2 separate regions of the Homo sapiens genome follow, and region 1 is linked to region 2. The links are chromatin loops, found by intact Hi-C in ENCODE. Cell type or tissue: tibial artery. All regions are shown on one strand. Each heading gives the region's core, and the rest is flanking DNA. Links, peaks and the distances in the headings are about the cores only. Region 1 has its middle 20 kb from the start of SLC1A3-AS1. Region 2 overlaps NIPBL-DT (NIPBL divergent transcript).

Region 1 (4,401 bases), core at 332-4,331, 130 kb after region 2:
CCTCAAGCACCAATTCAATTTGGCTCAACTCAAAATATTCATTGAGCACCTGCTGTTCTCCATGATCTGTCTTAGGCATTTGGGACATAACAGAGACAAAGAACAGAAAAAAATGCCTGCAATGTTTTGTTAACCTTAGCCCCTTTAGATGGAACAAATGAATTTTAAAAATTGTAATCATCCTTCTGATAGGGTGAGATGAGGGATGCTCCACCTTGCTTTTCACTGGTACTCACTATGTACAACTCACATGATTAAGTGCCTAGGTAAGGAACCTTGAGTACTTGACAGAATAAATTGAAGTGACTCCAGGCCATTGAGTGAAAGCTCAGTTTGAAAATGTTTAGCTTGCAGATCAATAACTCATGAGAAAGAAACAGCTTTGAAAAAGTTACAGTCTGTGATCTATGAGGGCATTGTGCCCTGGGAGGACTTAATGGACATGTAGGAGGTATGTTGGGTTATTCTGACTGGGAAGACTTCACAGGATTCTTTAAGTAGCTCTGCTGGGCCTCTCTGGGCTTCTAGAACCATCATGTTCAAATGGGAGCCATGTACCTATGATGAATACATACGTAATGTTTTAAAAGACATGTGAAATGGACTCTTGGTTATTGGTAATACATTTTAATTTTGGAACAGATATATGCTGGTTTGGTCTAAAACACAAAATTCTTTCCAGGAGAATGCGTTGTAATGGGCTGTAGCTATTGATTCAATAAATATTGATCCCTACTGTGTCAGAATATATATTCTGTCTCTATATACTTATAGACATATATGTATATGTATGAATCTGTATAGAGAGAGAATACATAAAAAATTGGTAGTAGATACTTAATACAGTGAATTTACTAAACATGCAGCACATACTGTTTACGTTGCTTCTATGATAGTCATTTCTGCCTTGTATATTCTTACCTTGTAGAGTTACATCATTCTTCTTGTTTGGATTTGGGTTCCCCATCTAGTCTCTGAGCTTTCCTGGGTTGGACTGTATAGTCCTGCTGGCTGTGCCTCTCCCCACTCTACCCCTTAGCAGTAATTAGCAGAGAGCTACTACTAAGCATCAAACGGGGCAGACATTTAGCTGAGAGCAGTTACAGTTCTCTAAAAGCCACTGCCTGTTCTGCAATTTTCTAAGGTAGTGTGTTGACACGATGGGAAATTGATAGAAAGACGTTAGAAGAAAGTATAATATGTCATAAGGCAGTCAGTGCTTCCTAAACTTTAACGTGTCTGCAGATCACCTGAGGATCTTGTTAAAGGGCAGATTCTGCCTCACTGGGTCTCCGGCAGGGCCCGTGAATCTCCATGTAACAAGTTCCCCAGTGAAGCCACGGACTAAACTCGGCAGGAGCAAGGGTATGTGTAAGGGCAGCATTGGAAATCAGACCTTTCAAAGGTAAAGAACTCAGGACGCACCCCTGCCCCAACCCTGGCTGCCCACCCCAAGCTGGGCCACCTGGGATGGCACCTGGCTGGCCCCTGAGTACTGTGTGCGTGCGGGACCCACAAGGGCCCGGCCCCTCTCCCTTCCCCCATTGCCCCAGAACCTGCCGGCTGAGCCTGAGTCGGAGCGCAGCCAGGTGAGGTGGGACGTCTCCACCCGCTCCCCCTGAGACCTGGCAGACCGGTTTTACCTGTCCTGGTCCGGAGGAGGCTCCCGACTCCACTGCAGACAATCCCTCCTCCTCCTCCCCGCCACCGTTCTAGTCGACTACTCTCTTCGTTTTGCTACCTGACACTCCCAAAGCCGCAGAAAGCAAATCCCCAGCACAGCAGCTGGTCGAGCACGGGCTCCAGCGACGTGTGTGAAACTGTTCAACCCAAAACACAAACACCAGCCACTGACATGTTTTAAGAAACGCTACAGTTGGATGACTGCGGAACCAAAACAGACCAAATGGGAGGCAAGAAGGGAAAGCAATTGGCCCAGTTCGGTTGTAGCAGCGGCTCGTGTTACACTCCCTTTGCCAGTTAGCGTCGTGGGCGTTTGTTGCTGTGTTAATTACAGTTCCTCCCGGAGTCGGAGGCGAGAACAGCCCTTGTGGAACAGTTTCAAGTGGAACGTTCCACCAGGAAGAAAACAACTGCCTTCCTCCCCAGCTGGGGAGGGATTCCGCCAGCCGCACTCGGGCAGCCCTGCGGTGCGCGCGGACACCTGCGAGCCGGGCACCCTCGCGCCCCTGCAGCGCGGCTGGAACTGGGACGCCGGGCTGGGGGCCGTGCCCAGGGGCCAGCTGCCGGGACGAAATAAAGCCTTGTTGGCTCCCCCTGAGGGACATGCCTGGCACAGCAGGCAGAGCGCACTTTTCAGTTTTCCTGTTTTCTCTAGAGTTCCTGGGAGCTCCCGGGAAGCAGCGGGGCGCGGGAGGAAGATTGTTTTATCTTCGGATGGGCGGGATGAGAATGGGCGCCAGGGATTCAGAACCAATCAGGGACAAACTTGAGACGGCGCAGCAGGGTGGAAAGTCCACGGTTGGACTTGATCCGGTTCCATATCCTACCTCTGCCTCTGATCAAGTGTGTGACTTTGGGCAAGTTGTTCCCAAGTTGCCCAAAGTCGTTCCACTTTTCTGAGCACCGTAGTCTCACACCTACCTCAAAAGATAGGGAAGAGGTCATACACCTATGTGGCATTGGCTACGTTACCGGGACCCTTCTAAACATATGATCCTCGCAGCAACTTTATAAAGAAGTACTTTTTAAATTGCCATTTCACTGGATCTGTTCTGGGTGATAGTTAGTCGTCATCAGAAATGTGATACTGTGGACGGAAGCATAAGGTTGTCCTCCCCTAGTAACAGTGATCTGTATCTCAGGAGGCTCCCTGTGGTGGGGAGTCTGGTGTCCAGAGCAGGGCTTGTGGGAGAGGGAGATGGAAGGGCTGAGTCCTAGAGATGTTAATGAATGTGCCCACGGTCACACAAGCTGATGAGTGGTAGGGCCAGGATTGGAAACAAAGTGGTCTAGTTCCAAAGTCCATGCTGTAAGCACAGCACTAAACTGCACGTTAAATGATAATGTGTATGTAAAGCACCTGAAGAATAGCAGGGAGGTTGGTGGTTTTTATTGTTTCCATTATTACAGACACATAAACATCAAACTAATCCGAACTAGCAAGGAAAGTGGCAGAGCTGTGAGGGTCCAGGTGATTAAGGAAAATCCATCAAAGGCAGCTGGACAGGAAATGAGAAATAGGAATGTGGATCTCAGCTCTAACTCCATCAATGTAGTCATGCCACCATGCAAGGTGTATCCGCAGCCTAGACGTGGTTAAAGATCCTAGAAAATCAATTAGGCCAAGCCACAGGGTGAGGATGGCTCAGCAAGAAGGGTATGAGTCTATGAGTCTACACCAGTCTCCTGTTACCAACCTGTTCTCTATCAGCTACTTAGTCCAAAAATTCTGAACTGTTAGTTTTTCTACTATTTCAAAAAATACATTTGTCTGCAGTGCTATTTGGGCTTCTTAAGAGTAAAATTCTTGGAATCAACTCAAAAACTGCAATCTAAAAACCACGGTGTGCACTAGAAACTGCCATTTATGCACACTTATGGGCTGGCACAGACACCTAAAATAATATATGGGAAGTGCTTCAGAATGAAAGCTCTGGGTAATGATATTTTAAAAGGATACCATACATGTTTTGATTGGAATGATAATCTTCCTGGGAGAATTTTGTCATGAATGTGTGACTTTTGCTCACAGTTTCATGTCCTTCTTGGTAAAGCTATTTTCAGAATAGCACAGGGACAGGGTAGAAAAGGATCAGCCCAGGAAACAGGTGAGAGTGGTACAGTTTCTGCCTATGAAGAATTGCCATGGAGGTGGAAGGCAGGTTTTTGGGTTCTACAGAGAGCTGCCTACTGATTTTTCACCAGGGCAATGCCCATTCATCAGGATAATCCAGGGCTAGCTGTGAATTTTTGCACATGGAATTAGCTTCCTATTGCTGCTGTAACAGATGACCACAAATCTGGTGGCTTAAAACAACCAAATTTATCATCTTACACTTCAGTATGGTAGAAATCTGACAAAAATATGTCTCGCTGGGTGGTAATGAATGTGTCAGGCTGCAGGACTGTGCCCCTTTCTGCAGGATCCAGGGGCAAATCCATTTCCTTTCTTCTCCAGCTTCCAGAGGCTTCCAGATTCTTCGGCTTATGGGCCCTTCCTCCATCTTTGAAGTCAGCAAGGCAGAGGCAGGCATTGCATCACTCCTGAGTCTCTCTTATGCTTCCCTCATCTTCTTTTAAGGACCCTTATGATTATGTTGGGCCCTCCCAGAGACTGCAGTATAACCTCCCTATTTTAAGGTCCTCTGATTAGCAAACTTAATTCCATCTGCAACCTAAATCCCCCTTTGCAATGTAATGTAATAGATTCACAGGCTC
Region 2 (4,401 bases), core at 147-4,146:
ACCGTGTTAGCCAGGATGGTCTCCATCTCCTGACCTCGTGATCCCCCGGCCTCGGCCTCCCAAAGTGTTGGGATTACAGGCGTGAGCCACTGTGCCTGGCCTTACTGTTTATGTTTTCATGCATCTATACCTTATGTTACTAAATCAAAGTGACCAGTTCCACATTATACTACAAGTTTCACTGTGTAATGCATAAGAATTACACAGAGGGAAGGGCCTCAAAAAATGCACTTCTGAAGTATTTTAATGTAAAATTATTTAAGACCATAAAGTTTCATGAAAGCCTAATCTTTCTGGAACCTACACATACTCTGCATGTGAACCAGAGTTAAACTAGTCAAGTATTTTAATACTGAACTAATCTGGAAAAACATCATTTAAAAAATTACTGTATTTATGAAGGAAGAATATAAAATCTGTTAAAAACTTAAAACATCTAAAATAGGTATGAAGAGAGGCTTATGGTGCTCATTTTAACAGCATTCTTGAGTAGGTTACCTTGCAGTCAAAGCATCTGCTCCAGACCAGTGTTTTAAACTGTGGATTATGGTACCACTATGGGTCATGAAATTAATTTATTGCATTATGACTAGCATTTTTTATTTAAAATAGAGAAAAGAATAGAAAATAAAAGCGTACATCACAGATGGTAAGGGTATGTGTTTTTAAGTAAACATTTGTTCATGTGTATATGTGTTAGATTACCTTGTAAAACATATTCCTTATTGTGGGTTACAGGCCAAAAAAAGTGTTTGTTTTTGTTTTTAAAAATCTACAGTTCAGATTTTCCTTAGAAAATGGGGAAAAAAGGAATGTTAGAAAGATCTGACTGCCTATGAACTAGTGAAGGATTTTAGAGGAAGTACCAGGCTATTTTAGAGATCTGATACTGGTTTCAGAAAGGTAATCTTAAGGCAAAGGGTAGGAAATAAAGTTATGTTGTTAGTAGAAATGTCAAATACGGTTAAAGTTGTGAGGAGGAATTATTTTCCTAGTGGACCTACATTTGTTGTGTGTAGATCTGTGACTATTACTGATCTGTTGTAGCACATTTTCCAATCTAAAATGTCCGATACAGCACAATAATAAACATGGGGCAGAATATATGTTTGTTTCTATTTCTTCCCACCTTCCCTTCAATCTTAAAACAAGTGTTTATTAATAAGTCAGACCAAAGCAAATTTCTATCTTTCACAGAGTAATTATCATAGGAACAAATTACTCCCTGAAAATGGTGGAAACTTCTTTCTCCCTCCGAAAAATAAACTTTCAATAAGTGTTTTCTCTCTAGCCAAAGTAAATAAGTTCTTAAATAGGTAACTCTCATTTGCCATCCAACTCATTCTATATATTTAAATAAATGTACTTACACTTGTGTATAGGATTTAAAAGGGGGAAACTTAAGAAGGAAGAAATTGTGTATAGAATTTAAAAAGGAGGCATTATATTGCATGAGTAGAATGAAAAGTATCTAACCAGAAAGCAAATAAGTTAAGGATTATATTATACTGAAATATTTTAATACAATTTAAATATTTCATTACTCTTTCACTTTATTTGCTATTTGTAGATTTCAGTATTGTAATGTTGGCAAGTCTATTTAAGACGGCATTAATAAAAATTTTGTTTTTCAGGCATGTGATACCAAGTCCCTTTCCATTATAGATAAGTAAGGCCTAGGTTGGTTAAAACCTTAGCTAAACACAAAATTTGCTAGAGAATCAACATATAAGAAGCTCTAACTCCAAGCTTATTCACCCCAGATATTTCACCAATGTTAACACATACCCTATTGAACTAAGAAAGGAATTATATTACTAACCAGCAGAGGGAGCCAAGTCAATCATGAAAGGTAGGAGTATAAAGGAACATCATATGACTTCCTGTTTTGAATTTAACTGTATGGCCCCTGCTCACTTTTTGAGTTTACCAAAAAGACAGTCATAAGGAGAGAAAGGCGACCAATGTATCAAATAAGGATACAGTGACAATTATAACTTAGAATTACCTTGCAGGAAATAAATTGGAAGAAAAATTGAATGCAGAACTATACAAGTGAAATGTCTCAGTATTATAACCCAAGATGGAAAAACCATGGAAAACAGTACCTTAATGCCATGATGAATTGCTAGCCAAATGTAACAGTGAATATTTCTTAATAATTCCATTTTCACTTAAAGTTGAAATTAGGCCATAAATAGACACATTTTAAAACTATAAAGTTGTACATCAAATTTATGTGCATTTAATCTAAGAAATAAGGGATAAAATTTAATAAAAAATTATTACAGTGAATTAATAAGGACATGATTTTTCAGCTTAAAATTAGAGAACAGAATTGTTTCCACTACTGTTTATAAACACAACAAATAAAGTAATATCTGTTTTGTGAGAGATGTTTGGAGGAATCTAGTAGCTAAGTGATTATGTCAGTTTATTTAATTTTGTCTAAGAACTTCAAAATGCCTGATAGAATGGGTGCATATTGAATGAATAGATGTGATCTATATATTATTTGAAGTAAAAGTATAAGAGCTGAGCGTTAGCTAACTGCATCAAAATAAATGTAAAGACCCAAACATTTTTAGTTGAATAACCAAATGAATTAGCTAGTCTAGCCCCTTACTCGTTTCAAGGTTTGTGGAAACATACCATATATACTTTTACTCATGTGTTTATTCCTTTCAAAAATATACTTCTTAAGCACTATCTCCATAGGACGTGGAGCATATCTTCATTATGAAGTAGACAAACTTCTTAAATTTTATTGAAAGATTTAATTTCATTGATATATGAACAATCATACAAATTCAGTATGCCACCAGTGATTTCAAGAAAGTGATACTTAGAAGCAAATCATTTATGGGACTAGACTGCCTTTGTAGGACTAACAAATTAGGCACAAGATTAGAAATTATAGTTTAATAGTCATGCAGCTGGAGGCTACACGATTCTGACCCTCCCTAACCTGCTCCTAAGATCAGTGCTTGAGATATTCTGCAGACCCTGCACTTGATGGATCAGCTGGCACCACCCAGATCAATAAACTGGCTCATCTGATCTTGTGGCCACCACCCAGGAACTGATTCAGAGCAAGAGGACTGCTTCAATTCCCTATGATTTCATCTCCAACCCAACCAATCAGCACACTCTATTCACTTGCCTTCCCCCACCCACCAAATTATCCTTAAAAACTGATCCCCAAATGCTCCAGGAGACTGATTTGAGTTATAATAAAACTCCGATCTCCAGCCAAAAAATAAAAAATAAAAAGCAAATTATTTGATTTTGAGTACTAGAAAGTAGACTTTAAACTTTTTGAAGGGTATATTCTTTTATAATGCTATATTATACTGGCATTATTTTATAAATTGGCATTTGGTGTCAAGTCAGTTAATCACAGCGATAATATCCAAGATGTACAGCTCATCAGTCCTAGAGACATTTTTTTTTGTTTGTTTAAGACAGAGTCTCTGTCACCCAGGCTGGAGTGCTGCAGTGGTGCGATCTCGCCTGCCTCGGCCTCCCAAAGTGCTGAGATTACAGGCGTGAGCCACTGCGCCCAGCCTAGAGACATTTTAATGCCAAAAAACCCTCAATGCCACCAGTATTACTACTTCTAATTATTTGTTTCCTTTACACACGAGTTGTGATGAATATGGGCTATTAGAATTGCATAAACAGCCTAAGCTTTTAAATGTTTCCACTCATGAAAAATAGCTATTATGAACTTTTAAACATTAAATTAATAAAGTGCAATAGCTTTACCATGAACTATTCCTTATTGATAAACATAGTAATGGGTTAACTCATGTCAAAGTCCAATAAAAACTAGTAACTTTGTCACCAAAGTCAACATTTCAGCATCTATGATATGTAGTATAGGTATTTCTGTTTTATCTAGTTTTCATTTAATAATCTAAAAGATTCTGGCCGGGCACGGTAGCTCACGCCTGTAATCCCAGCACTTTGAGAGGCCGAGGGAGGCAGATCACGAAGTCAGGAGATAGAGACCATCCTGGCTAACATGGTGAAACCCCGTCTCTACTAAAAATACAAAAAATTAGCCGGGCGTGGTGGTGGGCGCCTGTAGTCCCAGCTACTAGGGAGGCTGAGGCAGGAGAATGGCGTGAACCCGAAAGGTGGAGCTTGCAGTGAGCCGAGATTGCACCACTGCACTCCAGCCTGGGCGACAGAGTGAAACTCCGTCTCAAAAAAATAAATAAATAATAAATAAATAAACTCAAAAACCAAACAAAGGCTGGTGAGAAAATAGCTCATTTCTTGTCTTATTCCAGAGTAAGGAGTGGTGACAGATTAGGAAAAGCATCAAAAAAGTGGCTTCCAGTGAACAAAATCAGGAAGTTTGAGTAAAGAATTTCTCTTTTGCTAAAAACTTAA

Evidence for each region. Hi-C counts contacts between places; a loop is a spot of excess contacts. Peaks named below come from ENCODE experiments on the same cell type or tissue, not always from the same donor. Only the 100,000 strongest peaks of a DNase experiment are listed, where the experiment ranks them.
Region 1: a loop joins it to region 2, with 2.5 times the contacts of the local background. A loop is called at or near these places in 86 of 110 quality-filtered maps.

What each region holds. Positions count from the first base shown.
Region 1 is chr5:36,742,640-36,747,040 of GRCh38, reverse strand. No RefSeq gene overlaps it. Among named protein-coding and RNA genes, the nearest start is that of SLC1A3-AS1, 20 kb to the right of the region's middle. RefSeq lists a silencer at 2,234-2,323. In tibial artery, for the core only: a CTCF peak has its summit at 2,298; no DNase peak of the experiment used is centred there; H3K4me3 peaks cover 1,676 bases; H3K27ac peaks cover 987 bases.
Region 2 is chr5:36,868,066-36,872,466 of GRCh38, reverse strand. It overlaps NIPBL-DT (NIPBL divergent transcript), which reads left to right. Exons shown (of 1, transcript NR_046262.1): 1 at 1-1,106. Among named protein-coding and RNA genes, the nearest start is that of NIPBL-DT, 6.4 kb to the left of the region's middle. In tibial artery, for the core only: a CTCF peak has its summit at 1,830 (motif pointing right); no DNase peak of the experiment used is centred there.